Linked DNA regions of Homo sapiens: regions 1, 3, 4 and 5 are each linked to region 2. The links are chromatin loops, found by intact Hi-C in ENCODE. Cell type or tissue: endothelial cell of umbilical vein. All regions are shown on one strand.

What was found. A loop is a pair of places that touch in the nucleus more often than their neighbours do. Peaks named below come from ENCODE experiments on the same cell type or tissue, not always from the same donor. Only the 100,000 strongest peaks of a DNase experiment are listed, where the experiment ranks them.
Region 1: it touches region 2 in a loop (2.6-fold over the local background); 8 of 110 quality-filtered maps call a loop at or near these places.
Region 3: it touches region 2 in a loop (5-fold over the local background); 6 of 110 quality-filtered maps call a loop at or near these places.
Region 4: it touches region 2 in a loop (6-fold over the local background); 4 of 110 quality-filtered maps call a loop at or near these places.
Region 5: a loop joins it to region 2, with 2.0 times the contacts of the local background. A loop is called at or near these places in 4 of 110 quality-filtered maps.

Annotation. Positions count from the first base shown.
Region 1 is chr5:143,057,918-143,061,917 of GRCh38, reverse strand. The region is part of intron 17 of ARHGAP26 (Rho GTPase activating protein 26); the gene reads right to left. Among named protein-coding and RNA genes, the nearest start is that of ARHGAP26-IT1, 130 kb to the left of the region's middle. In endothelial cell of umbilical vein, no CTCF peak of the experiment used is centred here; DNase peaks (open chromatin) are centred at 567 and 1,717; H3K27ac peaks cover 2,334 bases.
Region 2 is chr5:143,124,732-143,128,731 of GRCh38, reverse strand. The region is part of intron 18 of ARHGAP26 (Rho GTPase activating protein 26); the gene reads right to left. LOC124901098 (a long non-coding RNA gene) reads left to right here and starts at 3,160. Exons shown (of 2, transcript XR_007058980.1): 1 at 3,160-4,000. In endothelial cell of umbilical vein, no CTCF peak of the experiment used is centred here; a DNase peak (open chromatin) is centred at 2,131; H3K27ac peaks cover 241 bases; H3K27me3 peaks cover 301 bases.
Region 3 is chr5:143,034,836-143,038,835 of GRCh38, reverse strand. It overlaps ARHGAP26 (Rho GTPase activating protein 26), which reads right to left. Exons shown (of 23, transcript NM_001135608.3): 13 at 1,575-1,640. Among named protein-coding and RNA genes, the nearest start is that of ARHGAP26-IT1, 160 kb to the left of the region's middle. RefSeq lists an enhancer at 1,163-1,923. In endothelial cell of umbilical vein, no CTCF peak of the experiment used is centred here; a DNase peak (open chromatin) is centred at 1,535; H3K27ac peaks cover 402 bases.
Region 4 is chr5:143,218,866-143,222,865 of GRCh38, reverse strand. ARHGAP26 (Rho GTPase activating protein 26) reads right to left here. Exons shown (of 23, transcript NM_001135608.3): 23 at 1-508. The coding sequence ends at 420. LOC124901099 (a long non-coding RNA gene) reads left to right here and starts at 1,443. Exons shown (of 2, transcript XR_007058981.1): 1 at 1,443-4,000. In endothelial cell of umbilical vein, no CTCF peak of the experiment used is centred here; a DNase peak (open chromatin) is centred at 1,715; H3K27ac peaks cover 1,083 bases.
Region 5 is chr5:143,180,984-143,184,983 of GRCh38, reverse strand. All of the region lies in intron 20 of ARHGAP26 (Rho GTPase activating protein 26), which reads right to left. Among named protein-coding and RNA genes, the nearest start is that of ARHGAP26-IT1, 9.5 kb to the left of the region's middle. RefSeq lists enhancers at 1,122-1,171, 1,492-1,651. In endothelial cell of umbilical vein, no CTCF peak of the experiment used is centred here; a DNase peak (open chromatin) is centred at 1,833.

The sequences.
Region 1 (4,000 bases), 67 kb after region 2:
AAGATGTCTGGGAAAAGTATCATCCTAGCCCTTAAAAAGGGACTCAGAGAAGAAATAATGCCTTTTCTGCTTCTGGACAAGCACTAACATGCAAGGACACAATAAAGTATGCTGGGACTCTGCGAGGAGCTAGCCAACACAAGACGCTGGCTGAGCAGGAACATGAAAATAACCTGAGTCCTTCATGAGCTGAGAAACTAACCAACTCTCAGGACAGATTCTGTGTCATGACACAACAGATCTCCTTATTGTTTAAGCCATTTTCAATTGGATTTTCTGTTTCTTGCAGCTCAAAGCATCCTAAATGATACCATATCTCTCTGGGGAAGCAAGACAGTGCTCTGCCTCTCCAATGCCCCTGCAACAAAGGAACAGTTGCTCCAAAAAAGGAAAAAGACTCAGGTTTGTTTCTCAATAAGTATTTTGGGAAAACCAGCTGTGAAAAGGTATTTTTAATATCTACTCCTGATGTATGAAGAGTTCTTTGAAATCCTTCCTCACTGCATACACGGTAATAAATCTACAATGAGCCACTACGAATGGTATGTGTGGGGATATACAACATACTTGGAGTCATAATATGTAAACATTAGGAAATTACCATGAAATTAGTCTTTATTACTCATCTACTCTTATTTCCTCTATGATTATAAGAGTGGGATACTTTTCTCGTGTCCTGCTCCACCTGATAAAAATAACAGAATTATACAATTGGAAGAGAAAGAAAACTGAGGCTCAAAGAGGTAGAAAAATTGGCACAAGGATCCACAGCTATCTGGGAATGATTTTTTTCTTGCAAAAGTAAATCATGCAAAACTAAATCACGCAAAAGTAAAAATGCCTTTTGCATGATTTTAAAACAAAAACATTTGTTGAAAACTCAACACAAAGTCAAATTGCAAAGACTTGGAAAGTCAAAACTGGATTTTTAAAAGCTAATTTAATCACGACAATAAAATCTCCCTTTTGAACTCACTGCTTTGAGCTTCTTCTTTCTAATTCTAATATTCGCCTACATCCCAATCCATATTCCTCTCAATATCATTTTTCTCTGTCCTAGAAAATCCTTGCATATGGCCCATTCTCTGGGCCAGTGGTTCTTAGATCACTGTTCACATAATAATTACCTGCAAAATAAATCAGAAATGCAGATTCCCAGGCAGCGAGCCTGACTGAGTAGACCCACAGAGCCCAGAAATGTCAATGTAAACAAGCGCCCCGGGTTATTCTAACCATGCTTTGAGGCACATGACTCCAGACTGTATACTAGATTCCAAGATCCAAACAGAAAACATCTAATTATCATAGTAGATTTAAGCTGAAACTACAAAAATATGTGCATGGTTGCCTATAATTTTTATGTTCCCTCTGAGGTCTGAAACAAATCCAACATCTCTGTGATTTGGATGTACCCTGGTAATCATTTGCTTTAGAGGTTTGGAGTTTTTATCCTTCCCCCCACCCAATACTTTTTTTCCCCTCTGAATGAATTTTTAGCTGGGATTAAATATAAAATGCCTTAAATCTCCCTCTGTGGCTAAGGGAAATCAGTTTTGGAAAATGTTTCAAAAGAGTACTTTAAAAAATATACAATACAAAATGCTTGCCTTTGAACCAGAATTCTGAGATGCACAAGGCAAACAGTAAGTAATAAGAGAAGTAAACACCAGTTTTCCAGCAGAATCAGCCCTGAAACCAAAACTTAGGAAGGAAGCTGACCATTAAGTAAGTAGCCCAGAGGAACAATAGCTCAGGCATAGCCTAGGGTAAGTCTAAACCTGAGAAAACTGGAATCAGACAAACCTCTTGTCCCAAGTTAACTTTCCCTTACTGCTTGATTTTAAAATAAGGACAGTGCTGTAAATGAGAATATAAAGTTTAAGTGGAATCTTAGAACTCCTCTGGATGCCAAAGAATTTTTTCAGACCTAAATAAATACTCTTTACTGGATTCAACACTGCTCATTCATATCCTTCTCCACAGGGACATTTTAAATATAGAGGCTCGAGAGACAAGAACACAGCACGCTAAGAATTTGAGTCCGCTATAGTCTAATACTAGCTCTAACCAACTCACATTACAGCATGAGAGCTTGTCTACAGGTAGATTTCTTGATAATTAAATGATCAAAACATGCCATAAAACCACAGAAAATCATTCTCAAGTTTCACAGATAAGACAATGATCAAGAAATGCTATGAAGTAAACAACTCCAAAAATAAAATTGCCTTAAATTGGTTAGAAGGCCAAAAAAACAAAAATGTGTCAAGGTCACAACTGTGATTTGCAAATTCCAGTTTACAACTCTTAGGTTAGTAACAAGGATGGACTGAATGTAATGGGACTGGAGGGGGAAAGGGTGGGAAAAGGAGGAGAAAGTGAGTCATCCAACCAGGAGATGAACAAGTTCAACTGTTCAAGATCTACCTTAAGGGTTTGGTTTTGTTTTTTAAATCCTTTTTTCTTCTTCTTTAAAGAATCCTAACAATCCTAAAGGAAATTTAAAAGTAGGAAAAACGCAACACTGGCTCTGCTGGGTCACCCTTCACTTTTGGTCTCTCTCAGTTCAGTTAAGCTCTCCTTCCAACTGCACAGCTTGAAAAGGCCCATGGCTTTCAGATGGTTCCTAACCCTTCTCCAGCTGCTCTCTGCAGGCCTGAAGGCCTCTTTCAGACCCGATGGCCATGAAGCAGTCATGAGCATCCCCACACATGCTAGGCTGGAGGGTGCACCTGGAACCTTCTATGTCTTGGTGTTTGTCCTTCAAGTGTGCAAAGTTTTGCAACTAAGATCTAAACCAGCTTCTCTGCTTAACAAACGCCTGACTCTAGGTTGTGTGGAACTGGTACTCAACTGTCATCTCAGAGCATCTGGAGTTACTTTTTAAAGCCCAGTTCCCATTATTTTAAACATGCTTCATCGGGATTCTTTGACACCTTTAGGGCATTCTCCTGTAAACTTGCATGTTATCTGCTATTCTTCCTAAGTACTCCTGAACAAGCAGCTCTGATATGGAAAGCCAAGAAAAAAAGTTGGTCAATAATGGAGCAACTGTGGCTTTGCCGAATTCCTTCCCAATAACACACAAGACACTCTTGGCTTCTTGATGGAAATGAGGAAATGGTGGAAATCTTCATGATATATATCACTCTTTTTCCCAAAGGCAATATCAAGTGCTTGACAGAAAGATGAAAACTAACCATTACAATCTCCCTCAGAAGAATATCAACTTATCCCCAAGAAATACCCTAATGGCATAGCAAAGTATGGACTATAAGGGCCAAATTTATAACACATCAGTTCAATAGAATGTAGGGTTTAATAATTTAGGTTAACTGTTATGCTCTCATTCTTTTCTTGTGCTCCAGTCTGCAATCAAGAACATACCATCAAAGTCAACGGAAGGTTAGAACACACACACAAGTAGTGATGAATGCAGCACGGGAAGTCAGCAATGCCATTTGTGAAAGGGTCAAGGAACAGTAAATACACAAATATTCAAAACCATTCCAAGAAAATCAGGTCCCTACTGAATGCTTTGATTATCTCAGAGGACAAGTGAGTATTTGCCAAAAATAATTCCTTTATTCTTTATACTTCTTCAAAGGCTTTAATGCATGTAACTTCAAAAATCAATGATCCTTGTAGAAAAAGGGGAGTCTATTATCCATATTAGACAGATGGGGAAACTAAGGAATAGAAAGTTCAGCAGTTTGTTCAGGGCTGGTTAAGCAGCAGGTTAATAACAGAGTCAGCTCTAGAATCCAGTCCTCTTTACTAAAAACCCAAATTCTGTAAACCCACAACATATTTTTGTTTGTTCTTGATGAGCATAAGAACATATAATCCCACAAAATTCTGTGTGGTGACCTGGTATCATGGACAACACACTCCAATTTGCCCTTGATCACCATAGGTAAAATCCCCCTGAAAACTCTGCTTGGTGGCCTGGTTGCATGAGCACTTCCCCAGCATCCTCTGGGAAGGCCATCTGGCATTT
Region 2 (4,000 bases):
TGTTTGACGCATTAGGAAAGTAGACCTACAACAGTTGAGCACAGCTCACTCCTTCTCATGACAGACAATGGGACCGAGGACTGCGTGGTGCTCTCAGAGAAGCCATAAACCCAGCACCTTCACAGTGGAAGCCAGGCAAGTCTTAGCAGGGCTTATGTATTGTAACTGTTAAGAAGCCAAATTCAGAGGCTGTAACTGCAGAGGTTTTTTAAGGACAGTTGGAAGTCCTATGTCCTGTTGATATCAGCATTTTGGCAGAGGGATCAACAATTTAGAAAGTAGTTTGGGTAGTTGTATTAAAAATCTCTCAAAAGGAACCAATTACATTAGTAACTGAGGGTATATATAGACAGCTTGGGTAATCCATGGAGAGCTGTGATTTTCCATATCTCCAGAAAGATTCTATTTCCTGTTCTCTTTGCTGACAAAGATGGATAGATTAAAATACAACAACAATCTCCACCTTTATTTGAGTAATATTAAAGGAGCTTCACAATTCAAACAATTATTGGTTTATCTGGGATTTATTGGGGGGAATATATGTGTTCAAATGCACAACCTACCTTATCACATTAATGAAGAGTATCTTACACAGCACTTGTCACTAAAAAAAGAAAATAGCCCTGTGGCAGAAGCATTCTAGCTCAACACCCAAGTAAATCTAGCTTGCTTCTGAACCCTAACAAGGAGAGGAACAAAAAGAGTACAAGCAAGAACCATTGGAAGGGAAGTCAACAAAAAATTTAAAAATAAAAATTGATGAACAAATTACAAAAGCCATGACCACAGGACAAGATTAGCTTCCTGAGCAGGCAAGAGTACCAATGACTATTTCAACATAGTGAAGCATCCAGTCATACCTTTTTATTAATTTTGCATATCAACAACTGTTTGAAATATCAAAGAAATAAAATGCGACTTCTAAACACCTGTCAGTTGCCAAACCAACTATATTAACTAATGTACATTTTGTGCACAAAGTCCAGAACTAGTCCAATGGATTTCAATGTCACCAATATTTTGGTAAAAGCAGATCAAGGCAGATTGGTGGCCCAAATCAACTCAAATTGAGCTAACTACATTGTAAGTCACTAGCATTTTATTGGGAATGCGAGGTTGCTTAGGATTTAGTGCTTAGTCCAGGTGTTAAGTGGGGGTCATCCATGATTGCTAGCTCCTCTCCTTGACATCTGAGGTTGAAAGTTAACACATTAAAAAGGGGCACCGATCTTTGGGGATTTCTGAGAATTAACAGCTCAATGATCAACACTCCCACCTCTTCCAAAGCTAACTGATGGACTAGGGAAGGAATTATTATAACTTATTTTGTCAAACATTAATAGGCATCAAAAGAGGCAATGCTGGCAAAAGCCTGTGGTACATAACACATGAACACACACATATCCTGCTCCATGTACAGAAACCGTTTCGAGTGCCACAGCCACAAGACACAGCATGGATTGTTACAGAACAAGTGCAATCCTACTATTATGTGTTGGAATTTAATAGCAAGGGGACACACACACACATACACTAAGTAGCCTGAAATTTCATGTTGAACCAAAACTATGAAAAGCAAGCAGTTTGTTTTCTTGATATGGTTGTCCTTCTTAAACATCTAAAATTGTCATAGTCATTAGCAAGTAAGCGTTTAAAACACTAAGTAAAGGGAAAACCTTGTAATAAATATAATTTCTGGGCTTTGAGATCTTGGACCATGACAGCATTCAATATTTTGTTTGAAAATCTTAGCTGGAAGCATAAAAATATTGGTTGCTTTAACCATAACCTTAAGTTTTTGCCTACTTTATGTTTTAAGACTCAGTGTGATAAGGTGTGAGTTTGGAGAAAAGATTCTGTTCATACGGAAATGGTAATTTTGCATAACTGACTGCTACCTTAACATAGCGTGGGAAGAGCCAAAATCTTTGCCATCTGAGCTTTCAACTCAGAAACTTGACTGTAGCTAAAAAGAGCTACACCATCAAATCTACTCTTTAGTTCTCATATAATTCAAGGAGAGTCCACGGTAAGGAGTCACTAATAGGAAATGATGCTATGAGCTAGTATTTCCCCTTAGGAAGTCTGGCAAAAAGAAACAAATTAAGAATCTCTCTCTAACCTCCAAGCAAAGCCTGTAGGTCAAAGGTGACACTATCTGAGCTGCAAGTTTAGAACAGTATGGTTAACTCTATTGTGTTATTTGTTTAATGTGTGATTTTGATGTCAGCAATCAAAGTACTATTTGGTTCAGCTTCCAAGGATGTCTTTCTAAAGTGCTGACATAATCATTTTAGCCTCCACTTGGAAACTTCTGAGAGCTCCCAGTTTTCAGAAGTCAGTTCAAAACCTTTTCCTATAGTTTTCAGGACCCTTAGCAAATGGACTGAATCCAACTCTCTGGCATCATCACCCACTACTTGCTAACAACCCACAGTCTTTCACAACCATGCCATTTTAATACAAACAACTTGATTAATGCTGCTCCTCTGAGTGGCTGTCCCTCCTATCTCTACTCTTTCTCTGCCTAGAAAACTTCCATTGATCTGTCAGAGCCCAATGCCAGTAGAATTAAATTATTTATCCTCAGTGATGCCATAACACTTTATTCATCTTACTGGAGGTCATTTAGCACACTGTATTATAGTTAGTTCTATCTTGATAAAATGGGAGTGCCTTGAAAAATGAAGGACCTATTTTACTTATCTTTGGCTAATGGTAGATATTCAATAAAATGCTTACTGCACTGAAAAGAGATTAACTAGAGTAGATTTTAATAGCTTGGGTTCTGAGAGTAGTACTAAGTTCAACCCCTGTTCCTCTCCTAATCAGCTGCTTCTTAAAGTGTCTGCACTTCAGGCTTATAATTTGTAAAAACAGAGCTAAAAATATCAATTTTATAGGGTTGCTGTGAAAATTGAATGATGGATATAAAGCTGCTTAGCACAATATCTTGTAAACAATAAGCTGTAAGTAAAAGTTAGCTATTACTATCATCATTATTATTTCTGGACTGTATTCATTTAAAGGATTCATTAATTTTAATTGAGTAAACAATCAGTATGTATTACCAACATGGAAAAAGAAAAATTTCCATGAGCCCCCAAACATAATATCATATCTCCTAGCTGTTTTCCTCTCTGTCTCCTCCTAATCTAGGATATTTATTTCCCAGAATTGTGCCAAACACTGCTTCCCTCCCAGGTCCGTGAGAGAGGTGGAGGACAGAAGTTCTGGACCATTGTGACAGGGTAAGCATGTCGTTAGTGCACTCTATCTGACCAAACACAAGTTGTGTGTGAAACACATCACTATGGCTCCCAGGAGGAAGATATAGATGGATTCTCTGGGTTGGGGGGAGAGGGTGTTTCTAGACTTGCAGGTACTATCTTGAGGATGTGTGGGTGTGAGTGACAAAATAAAGGAGATCATGTTCACTATTAACCCTCAGCTGAATGTCTAATGTTAACCCTTGGAAAACAACAGAAAGACAGGTAGGCAAAGAGAGAAAAGATTGTATGCCTTAGCTAGTTAGAACACAGAGGTCTCTTACCTTCTATTGAAAAAGAGGTGTTTTACCAGGTTAAAGAAACTGAATTACCCACTTCTCTTTCCTTTTTCTTTAATGCCAATCTTAAAAATGTTTTTCCAATTTTAGATATTTATGAGTTGGTTCTCCATACCAAGGCTCACAAAGGGCATTTAAGGGCTGAAATTGTCACTACCACCAGATGCCTGAGGCTCCTGGTTGAATAAAAAATGGCAATGCAGAGAGGAGGCGGAAAAGCACTCTCCATAAAAACACTGGGTTGCTACCCATGCTCAGCACAAACCACTGATAAGAAAGCAGAGTCATTCCTAAAGGGAACTAAATGCAAACTTGCTGGGTACCATAGATCCCCTGCAGAGATAACGGTCAACAATCCTCCCACGCCTGTGTGCACACACTGCTCCTCCCACCCAGAGGTGGCATCTAGCTCCCCCTGCCTTGAATCTGGCT
Region 3 (4,000 bases), 90 kb after region 2:
TAATCCCAGCTACTCAGGAGGCTGAGGCAGAAGAATCCCTTGAACCAGGGAGTTGGAGTTTGCAGTGAACCGAGACTGCATTACTGCACTCCAGCCTGGGGACAGAAAGAGACTCTGTCTCAAAAAAAAAAAAAAAAAAAAAAAAAAAAAAGGCCGTATGTCAAAAAATGTATTTCCATTGCATTGTCAGTGATTCACAGTTTTTTACTACACAGATGTACCACTGTTGATTTAACCCATTTTTGAGACATTTGGCCCGTTTCTGATTTTGTACCTTAACATCACCACGGTGTAAACATCCTTATGGCTCAATCTGGCCCATATCCTTATTTCCTCAAGACCAATTCCCAGAAATGTCACCTACTTCTACTTTATATTCTCTGGATATATCTTACATACCTTTACAAGATGCCTTAATTCTTTATTTAAGAGAGGTACAGGGGAAATAACTGAACATTTTAAAAAATGTTTCCATACATTACAACTGTTTTGGAAAAAATATCTTTTGACAGTATACATAAGGGTAGGTTTTTAAATTCTCTCTCTTCCCTCTACTTAATGCCTCACAGTCCTTATGGAAAAAAAAGTGTATATTTCTCAACTGGCAAGTTATGAATCCTGCTTTAAAAGAGAGAATTTCTTTCCACTACTTAAAAAGGGCTGGTAGGCTGAGAGGCTGTGAGTAAATAAGATTCACATCTCTGACAACGGTTCAAATCAAATCCAGTGGAAAGATGGTTAATAGCTTTTCTCAGCGGTACAACAGACCAGCAAACTCAAAGCTTCAAACTGCTGGGACTGAGGAATCTCCTTTGTGGCTGTCTCTGAAGAAGGGATGGAGACCATCAGGATGAACCAGCCTCCTTGATCTTAATGTCCTGCTCCCACAGACCTGGGAAAGATCAGTGTGAACATGGGCCTGACCCCTTTTCTCTACCTGGGTGGTCCCCAGGGACTAGCTCCCCAGAGCATCTTGGGTTCACAGACCCCAAGATGTCTGCCAGAGAAAATTTAGGGTGTCTGTGAACTTAGACAGGAAAACAATTACATCTTTATCTTCACTAACCTATAACTGACATTAAGCATTTCCTTCCTTTATGGATGTAAGCAACAAATTACAGGAGCATTAGCGGTACCTGCAACTTGGTCAGAAATCACAGATATTTTCATAACACATTACAATTATTATGGATATCTTGAAATATCACTGCTCCCAAATTATGTCAGTTATCAGACCCACCACTATCACTTATAAAGTGTTAACAAAGAAACACATATATCATGATACCCTGTGTTTTTTAATATTTTAAAAATCGAATTTCAGTAACTGGTTTCTATAATCATACGTATTTTAGATATTTAACACATTCTTCTGATCAGCCAAAGAAGTTGGTGACACAAAATCAGTTAGGACCTCCTGCTTGAGACCAACAAGACTTGTGGAAATCCACTGACAATGGCACTTGGGGAGCTAATGAGTCACTTAAAGTCAGGAAACAGCAGGTAGCAGGTCTGACTCCTCACCAGATGCGTGACCTTCTATGAGAACAATGCCATCTGTTAAACTACTTTACCTCTGGTTTCCACAGCATGGATGCATTTCCTGATTATGCTGAAGCCAATGCTGTCCAACTGCGCAGCTGAAAGAGCAAGAGAAGGACAGTCAAGTTGCTAGCCATGGAAATCAACCTCAGGATAGGGCTTAACCAAACCAGGATGAATCAATCGCATGCTGTGGTCACATATCCTTTTAGTTTTTCCCAATAACAGTACAGGAATAACATAATAATAATAATAATAGCTGGCATTGATTGAGAGCTTTCCATATGCTAGGTATGGTTTTAAGTGCTTTGCATGTAGTATCTCATTTAGTTCTCATAGTAACCTCAAGCTGTAGTAACCTGTAAAATTATCTTCAATTTACAGGTGAAGAAACTGCAGCATAAGGTGACAGGTACCTTTACATTGCTCTGCTATTAACAGAAGCTGTAGAACTAATTGCGGTCTCCTTCAAAAAGCACAAATTAAGTGGTCTATAAATGTTGGGTAAGTGCTTAAAATAGATTTTCTCACTTGATCTCAGTAAGTCCTCCAGGTTGACATTATCACTAGCCCATATTACAGATGAAGAAACTGAGGCTTGGTAAAACTAAGTATCTTGACCAAAGATGCAGAGCCAATACATGGAGACTTGCTCTAGAGCCCATACCATCAAACTGCCTTAAACGTGTCCCTGAGTTAAGTATAATCCTGCTCAGGTGACTAGAAGAAAGGAAAAATAGAACAAAGAATAAAAGAAGAAAAATGATTCAGAGGAAAATTAAAAGAGCCAAGAACAAAGACACTACCAAAGGAAGCAGCATGAAGGCAGTGGGGCCATCCTCTAGGGGGAAATGAGCAAGTGGTGACAGGATTCTCACCCAGAAAATAAATGATCAACAGCAGCAACTTCTTCCACAGCAGAGAACCACACAAGGCTGGAAACTTCTAACCTGACAACAAGGCTGGAAATTCCCTAAAATTCACCCCCATGTTTTGGTTACCCGGTGATAATCTTTAAGAATGGGTTCATCTTTGACCTTCTTAGGACAGTGGACAAGGCATTCTACCACTTAATGGTCAGAGTGGAAAAGAAAATGGCAGAAAGTAGAAAAGCAAGTATTTATAGATGATTTGCGGTCATCTCAGGGAAAGTAATAAACTTGTAATATTTGAGAAGTGAGCAGAACCTGAACTCACCTTGGATCTAATCCAAACTGAATCTTTCTTTAATTCTTAGCGTATATGGGTAAACTTAGATAAAATGAACATTTTATTTTTTTATTTCCATAGGTTATTGGAGAACAGGTGGTGTTTGGTTACATGGGTAAGTTCTTCTTTTTTTTTTTTTTTTTTTTTTTGAGACAAGGTCTTACTCTGTCGCTCAAGCTGGAGTGCAGTGGCATGATCTTGGCTCACTGCAACCTTCGCCTCCTGGGTTCAAGCGAGTCTCCTGCCTCAGCTTCTCTAGTAGCTGGGATTACAGGCACCCACCACCACATCTGGCTAAGTTTTGTATTTTTAGTAGAGACAGAGTTTCACCATGTTGGCCAGGCTGGTCTTCAACTCCTGACCTCAGGTGATCTACCCGCCTCGGCCTCCCAAAATGCTGGGATTACAGGCGTGAGCCACCGCACCTGGCCTACATGGATAAGTTCCTTAGTGGTGACTTGTGAGATTTTCATGCACCTATCACCCAAGCAGTATACACAGCACCCTATTTGTAGGCTTTTATCCCTCACCCCCTTCCCATCCTTTCCCCCACGTCCCCAAAGTCCATTGTGTCATTCTTGTGCCTTCGCATCCTCATAGCTTAGCTCCCACTTATGAGTGAGAACATACAATGTTTGGTTTTCCATTCCTGAGTTACTTCACTTAGAATAATAGTCTCCAGTCTCATCCAGGTAGCAGCAAATGCCATTAATCATTCCTTTTTATAGCTCAGTAGTAATCCATCATATATATACACCAAAGTTTCTTTATCCACTTGTTGACTGATAGGCATTTGGGCTGGTTCCACGTTTCTGCAATTGTGAATTGTGCTGAAGATTTTAAAACATTTTTTAATCACCAAGAATTCCCAAAATCAAACTAAAAAGGAATGCTAATTCCTAAAACAACTCTTCCCAAACTGAAATATTAATAGTTCCTATACTTACATACATACTTATTGCTTAGTGATGCTTATTACAAACACACTCAGCCTCTAGGATAGTAAGTAAAGTACCAGAAAAGAAACAGAAAAACAATGTTTTTCTCCCTGGAGATTACTTGCTATACAAACCATTCTTTTTATTCCCTTAAAATGGTAAGGAGCCTATTAACCCAATCCCTTGTTTTTCCCAGTATAAATAAAGTATTTGCTCTGCAAATTATGGCATCTCAAGATTCTGATTACAGGCTGAAAGCCCAATTAAAATAATTCTTCCAAATAAAACTCAACTCATGCGGCAGGCATTTT
Region 4 (4,000 bases), 94 kb before region 2:
CTGGATCTCAGCGCCAATTTCTTCACCCAGCCCCAGCAGGCTTAGCTACACAGTGTGCTCTCAGGGACTATTTCTATCTGACTTCCTCTTTCTGAAGGTTGGGCGTTTGGACCGTTGAAACAAAATGAGTGCCCCCTATTCAGGGTACTCATGAGAAAACGGCTTTGCAAGTCTTCCTCTTAGTTATCAAATGCTCTCCTCTGCTGATTGACTTCTTTTCTTGCAGTACTGATGCATGTTGGCTGAGATGATCATGGAGATGAGTGACACCAGAGCTCACAGAAACATTCATGTTGACAGGTAGCAACAGAGTCAGTCACGCTGCATTTCTCAGTGGCAAAGAGAAATGGCCTCGACACTGGAATCAGCAGTTGTCATGGATACCATGTAAAGCTCAGCAGTTCTGCTGGGGCCCACGGTTAGAGGAACTCCACGTAATTCTCAGGGATGAGGCCAGTCTTTCCGTTCAGAGTCCCCTCCAACCAGCCAGGCTCCTGAGATGGGTGAACTGTACAGGAAGGGGAGAGAAAGCGAGAAGAGATGGCATTACAGATAGAGCAGGCGGCAGATGTGTGTGTGGGGTGTGTGTGTGTGTGTGTGTGTGTGTGTGTGTGTGTGTATGAAGGAAGCTTGGACAATGAGTACAATCACTTATTAAGTTACATCATTCTAGAAGTTTAAACCAAAGGTTCTGAACCTTTTGTGGAATATAAGCCTTCTGATGAAAGCTGTCCTGAACTTTCTTTACAATGAAAAAGGAAACAGACACAGACATACAAAATTTTGTGTACAATTTTAGGGGTTTCACGGATTTTCTGAAGCTCCTGGTTTAAACTACAAAGAAGTGACAGATTCCTACTCTTGTTAGAGGGCAACAGTTGTCCTGGTCCATCCATACATGTATCCATCCTTCCATCCTTCCTTCCTTCCTTCCTTCCTTCCATCCATCCACCCACCCACCTGCCCAGTATCAACTATGTACTCAGTGCAGTGCCCATGGAAGACTGCTAAGAACTACTCTTTAAAGATATCCAGCTTCTAGAGGCTGGGCCTGGTGGTTCACGCCTGTAATGCCAGTACCTTGGGAGGCTGAGGCAGGTGAATTGCTTTAGCCCAGGAGTTTAAGAACAGCCTGGGCAACATGGCAAAACCTTGTCTCTACAAAATATACAAAAACTACCTAGGTTTGATGGAGCGTGTCTGTAGTCCCAGCTACTTGGAGGAGGGGGAGTGCCGAAGCGGGAGGATCGCTTGGGCTCAGCAGGTCGAGGCTGCAGTGAGCCGTGATTGCACCACTGCACTCCAGCCTGGGCGACAGAGCAAGACCCTGTCTCAATCAATCAATCCAGCTTCTTGTCATCATCTTACTTTCCTTCAAATCCTTACCCCCTGCTTCTAATTTCCTTGCAAATTTTCTGGGGTTTTTTTTTTTTTTTTTTTTGGTTGCTGTCATTTTGAATAGCCTTTGAATAGCCATTTCTCTGTTTCACTCACACCCTTTCTTAGTTTTCTTTCCTGTTCTCTAGATTTCCCCCTCCTCTATATACCAGTTTGAAAATTCTTCTCTTCCTCCCTCTATTGCCCTTTGATTTTTCAGTATCCAAAGAATATATATCTACTTTTGTGACATCATGATCCATCTCCATGGAAACCATTGTGATATTATAAAGATTATCTAAAATCCAGCTGAGTCTGCACAGTAGTCAATAGCAGGAAGGAAGAGAGAAGGAATCATGGGACTAAGAGGTGGGGGATGTTCATGCTTGTCAACTGAAGATGTACAGATCACTCTGCAGTGAGGCAGGACATTTACTCTTAATGTGTTAGGAAAACTCCAATTTTCCAAGATTATTTGGAGAGAATAGATTTTCCCCTATTCCCTTCCTGGGCTAATTAAATGACTTCCTGAGCTTGTTTTAGAAAAGCATTTCCGCTCCGACACTGCTACAGAATTCTAGTTTCAGTTTGTAGGGAAAGACGCAAGAACAGAAACCAAAGGAGACAAATGGGAGGCAGCAAAAGAATCAGCCTTGAGGCTTCCAGAAGATCAGTGTCAGTCAACTTTGGGTACACCTTGAGTGCCTCCTTAGGAAAAGACAAGGTTAAACATCTATTAGTTGGCCTCCAAAGTTGGCCAATTTCAGATCACTAAGCTTCAGGAATAAACAGCAAGGATACTTTGGGTTCATGACAACCCACACAAGAGACAGTCTGGGAGAGAAGTGCCTTGGAAGAAGACACAACTTAAAAGCAACCTGGCCTCTCCAATGACCAAAGCTCTCCCATGCCACTCTTAAAGAACACCCATATACCCCTGCCCTCTGCCCATCCATCCAACCAAAGCTTCCAAGATCACTTCAGTTTCTGCACTTCATACTGGTGACAACAAGACCCTCTTCCCTTTACTGGGTTCTTGCAAATATGAAAGGAGCTGGTGTGGATAAAGCACTCGGCACAGAGCCAGGCACAGAGCAAATGCTCAGTACAGGCTAGTCAGTAGGAGACCCTGGATCGGGACTGCTCAGCAAGACCCCCTCCTAGTAGCGACCTAGTAAAACCAGATGGCCCTTACCACCCACCTAAGCTTCAGGAAAAATCAAATGTTTAGAATAAAATTAACAAATCAAACCCATTCTCCAAAATAAAAACGTAGAAAGAATAAAGCAGCCAGACTGACAAAACAAAAAAACAAAAACCAGGCCCTCCCGCTTTATAGCCAAGCTCCAAGTTGAGTTATTACTCTACTGGATGCACTGAGTCCATCTCCTTCAGACCTTTCTCCTTTTCCTGGCTAGCTGTTCACCCACAGCACAGGTACTGGGGTGAAAACATTTACAATGCAATTTGAGGGCTAAGGGAAGAATTAGAGGGGACAAGAGAGGCCCTCCAAACTGGAGGCCAAAAGGTAGGTCACAGGAGATGGCAGGAGATAACACAGCCTTTGGGTTGGACTGCTGACTCACTGAGGCTTCAAGCCAGGATTTATACGAAAGCATGTGCCAGACCATGTGCTTCGGAACCCTCAGGATGCTTATTCAAACTGCACATTCCTGGGCCCCATGGCAAATCAATTAAAGCAGAATCTCTGGGAATGGGACACAGGAACCTGTATTTTCACTAGCTCACAGGAAGTTAGGAGCTATAACTTTTCTGTGCCCAAATGCCTCTGAGATAAAATGCAAATTGTCATTTACTAATAGAGGAGGGAGGCAGCACCAGTGCCCCCTTTCTTTCTGCTGTCTTCTGTTTCCATGTAAAGGCTTAGCTGAAGCCCCACTTCCTTTGTAAATACTACCATGGAATCCCTTCTACCTGCTCCCTCCTCCTCCAGACACCTAAAATGCTCATAGTACATTCCACATAGTATTCATGGGTCCTATTTATATGCTGTTCAAACGTGCTAAGCTTTGCTTCTCTATCTAGTTTTTCAGTGCGTTTTGGTTTGGATTATAGCACTTCCTGGCTCCACAACCTTCAGTAACTCCCTTCTGCCTCGTGAATTATAATGATACAAGCTAACACTTAGATATGTTATGAAGCTGCTGTGTGCTTGGAGTTTTAGACATGTTGATTCATTTGATCCTCAGGATCCCAGCTTGTATTATTATTATCTGTATTTTGCAGATGAGAAAATTAAGGCTCAGAGAGGTAAAATAATTTGTGCATGGTCATAATACTGGAACCAAAATTTGAACCCAGCTTGTTTGACTCCAGAGACCAACTCCCTTCCCACTGTATCAGGCCTCTATTTAACCAGAGGGTGTGACCCATGCTGATAAGGATGATAACATGTTGAGCACATGCCAGGTGGCAGACCCTTTGCGAATACGCACTTCACACCTGAGTTTCCTCCTTTCATCTTCAGAATGACTATGGAGTTGGTTCTGCTATTATCCTCACTTTACTGATGAAAAACTGTGGCTGTGAAAAGTTAAGCATCTTGGCCAAAATTAAATATTAATAGCTGGTAGACAATGAAAATGAATCAGAGACCAAGACA
Region 5 (4,000 bases), 56 kb before region 2:
TAGACCTCTCATTAATTCCTTCTGATAAATACTAGGGGTGCAGTGGCTGAGTCAAAATATAAGCCCATCATAAGGCTTACAACACGTATTGCCAGAAAGGTCGCACTCCTTTATAATCCCACCCCCAGTGGGGCAATTTGGCCTCACACACGTTCCTTCCCTCCTCTCCCCTTTTTCAGTCTCTTGAGTATATGGATTTTGTTGCCTCTGTCCAATGAACTCATCAAGACTTGCTAAGGCAAAAATGGGGCAGATCCAGTCTAGGTTCAAACCATCCCTCCAAAAGAAATGAAAGCTCTAAGAGGGGACTTCTCTGAACCACTGCAGTGTTTCAGAACAAGGGGGCCGATGAGAGACAGGAGGGTAGATTTGTTCTCCCTTAGCCTCTTCTCCTGAATTAAGAATTACTGGCTTCCCCCAGTCCATCAGTCAGCAAGCTGAGTCTGAACACTGAATTATAGCAAGGGAATGAATGAGCTTTTATATAGTAGATACACACATGCTGCACACACACAGGCACACAGACCCCCACCCACGGCACCTCCAGCTGTGATGCTGGAGACACTCTGGCAGGTAAAATGTCCCTCCATAACCCTCAGGGAATCACCAGGGAATGCTCCTTATACATGTTTTTACGGGAGAGACAAAAGGATAAGCAATAATACATTAATTCAGGTTAGGGGGAGGCCTGAATATTTGTAATGAGTATTTCAGCTAGTCCAAAAGAGGCATTCTCTACCCCCTAATGGGCAGGAAGGGACAGCTGGCATTTCAGACTTGGCAGATCCCTCCTGAAAGATCAATGTTGTCTCTGTATTGGATAGCCTGATCTGGTCCAAGGTTTATTTGTTGAAATAGATAATGTAATATTCAGACTGTCAGCATTTGCACACATACACTGCTTTCCCTTAACCCCTTTCCCCCATGAAACTTTCAGAATCTAAATACTTTACCCCTTTATTCAAGGGTCAGAGTTTCTGAACAGGGGCAAAGGGAACTTCAAACCATTTGGTTACCATGAGGAGAGGAAAGAAGGCAGGAGCATCAATCTTTAAAAACTACAGGTTATCCAAACTTCTACTGAAACTTAAGAAAATGGAGTCCTTCCCCAAGTCCCTTCTACTATATTCTCCACCAGCATCTCTGCCTGCTTAGGAGCACGACAGAGACAGGCGCAGAGACACTGCTGAGGAGCCACAGGACTCACACTGGTAGTCAGAGACCTACATCAGACACTAAGGAGTTGGTGGAGGAAGCCATTCCCCTGGTACGCCTTCGCCCATAACCAGAGGTAGGGGTGGCGTCCGAGGAGGCCCCGGGGGAATTTCCACTGGTGAATGCAGCTGCTGCTTTCTTGGCAACTCACAGTACGTGTGGGCAGGGAAGAGCTCAAGAAATGAGTTGCCTGCAAGCTGCTCCCCGGCACAGGATGGACTGTGGGTGAGTTTTGCAACTGTTCAGGATAAGGCCAACTCCCGGTGGGTTAGCACCAAAGCTGTGAGCTTTGTGTTCTTCCAGAATAGTAGCTGAGATGAGCTAATAGTACTAAGAGTTAACATTTACTGAAGGCTTATTACCAGGCAGGTCACGGAGCACACGGCTCTCATTATCTCCTCAATCCCCACGATAAGATCAGCAGGCAGGTCCTACCATTAGCCCCATTTCACAGGTGAGGAGACCATGTATATGAATTTGGCATTCTGAGGAATCACAGAAAACCTTCCAGGACATTTTAATCTGGCCCTATGCCAACCCACCTCTTGCCCCTCAGCTCTGTAAATATTTGGCAAAGCACTGTGTTTATACATCTTTTGTGAGATTATACTGCCACCAAGAACAGCCGAAATTCCCCTACAGGCCTTATCTAGGAAAGGAAATGAGGTTTTTTTTTCTTTTTTTTTTTTTTTTTTGCCACTTTTCATTTGCATGAGGCATAAGGAGAATAACCCTAAAACCAAAGCAGCTAACCCATTGTCAACGTGTTGCATTCAGACAGTCAACAAAGCCAGACAACCACGGGGCCTGCTGGGGCACTTCCCAACTGGTAGCACCAACTTTCCAAAGGATCTATGTCACACAGGATTAGGAGGACTACAATAAAACCAATGACTGTACCCTAAAAATTAATTTTCTTGACAGGATTTATGGAGATGACTATTTACATGGGGCTTGATTTTGAGAATTGGGTGGATAACGACAGAGTGACTGTTTACTTAAGAGAACTGGCATGGCCAGGCCACCACACACATAGAGCAAGGGATTTGTCTTTATAGCCAGGAAATTTCAGGGCTATGAGTATATAAAAATCAATTGTTATGTGAATTATCTCCTAGGCCAATTAGCTAGAGTAGACAATAAATGATCTTGTGCATCTTCCATGTTAATGACAGGGTTTGGGTAAAGGAGTTCATAGCTTATCAACAAACCAAGTTTTATTGTTTTTTTAAACTAAAACGGATTCACTTAACAAATATTTAGGAAGCATCAGAGCCAGGTCTTGTCCTAAGTGCTGAGAATCCTGTGATACACAAGACAGGACAGGCCTTACTCTCATGGAGCTTAGTGTCATGAGGAGAGACAAACGAGTGAAATACCGGGCAAGAACATTTCAGAGGGAAACCTATGGAGTTTCCCAGTTCATCATCTGCAAGCCACTCTTCAGCAGATGATGAACTGTGGATGAGTTTTGCAACTGTTCAAGATAAGGCCAACTCCCAGTGGGTTAGCACCAAAGCCGAGTGCTTTGTGTTCCTCCAGAATAGTAGCTGAGATGAGTTAACAGTAGTAAGAGTAGTAAGAGTTGTCAACTCTTACTACTATTAGGGAAATAACACAGAGTGATGTGGTAGACAGTGATGGGTGTGGGGACAGAAGGGTCAGGGCAGGCTATAGCATGTAAGGATCAGGGAAGAACCTTCTGAGGCAGCAGGAGCAGGTGCTGCTAAGGCCTCACAGCGAGAATGGATGTGCTTTGTACGGGGACAAGAATAAGCACAGGAGCGTACAAGCCAGGGAGGCAGCCGTGTCAGGGGAAGTCGGAGAGGTTAGTTAAGTCAGGTAAACAATGGCTGACCATGTAGACCATGAGAAACAGTTTAGATTTTATTCTATGTGCAGCTCTAAGCCACTGGGGGGTTTTAAACAAATTCCTGAATCGGAGGCATTGCTAAACCTGTAACATAGTTAAAGAATTAAAAAACAAAAACAAAACAAAAAGTCCTTAACATCTCAAAGACACTGGCATCTCCAAAGTGCGGAGCTAAAGTTCCTCTTTTTGCAAAATGAATTGTCCAGAAATCTATTCCGGTGTAATTCATTTGTTTACTCATTCATGTCACGTATAAATAAATGTTTGTCACTCTGTTCCAGCCACTGTGCTTGGCACTGAGGAGATACAACTGGGAAGACAGGTATGGCCCACAGAGAATGAGACAAATAACCAGGTGATGACAACACACTGATAAGTGCCCCACTGGGGATGATGCTTCCCTAACACGCGAGAGTTCTCCCATCAAGTTTAGGGAGCATGGAGGAGGAAGGTGTAAGGAGGGGGAAGCAGGAAAGGCTTTCTGAAGGAAGTGATGTTTAAGAACACAGTGTTCCCCAGAGATGAGAGGAAACAGGGCAAGGTTGCAGAAGTGCAACAAGTACAGTAAGGTCAAAGTAAAGAGTGTAAACAGACGCTGCAATGGCAAGCCAGAGTAGGTCACCCAGGCCTCCCAGTTAATAAAAGGATTAAGGAGTATATAGTATCCATGGGGCCATCAAAGACTCTTATGCAGGAGAGTGCTGTGTTCAAGCTTGCATGGTAGAACAATCCCACAGGTTTCAGAGTAGAGAATGAGCCAGTAAAAAGGGTCAGGAAGGCCAGATGGCCAAGGCTTGGGCTGAGGTGGTGGCAGTGGGGATGGTGACTGGTAGGCTGCTGTGAGAACAGAATCAACAGGTCTTGATCATTGTTGAGAAGTCAGTGATGAGTAAAGGAAGCTGGCCAGGTTTC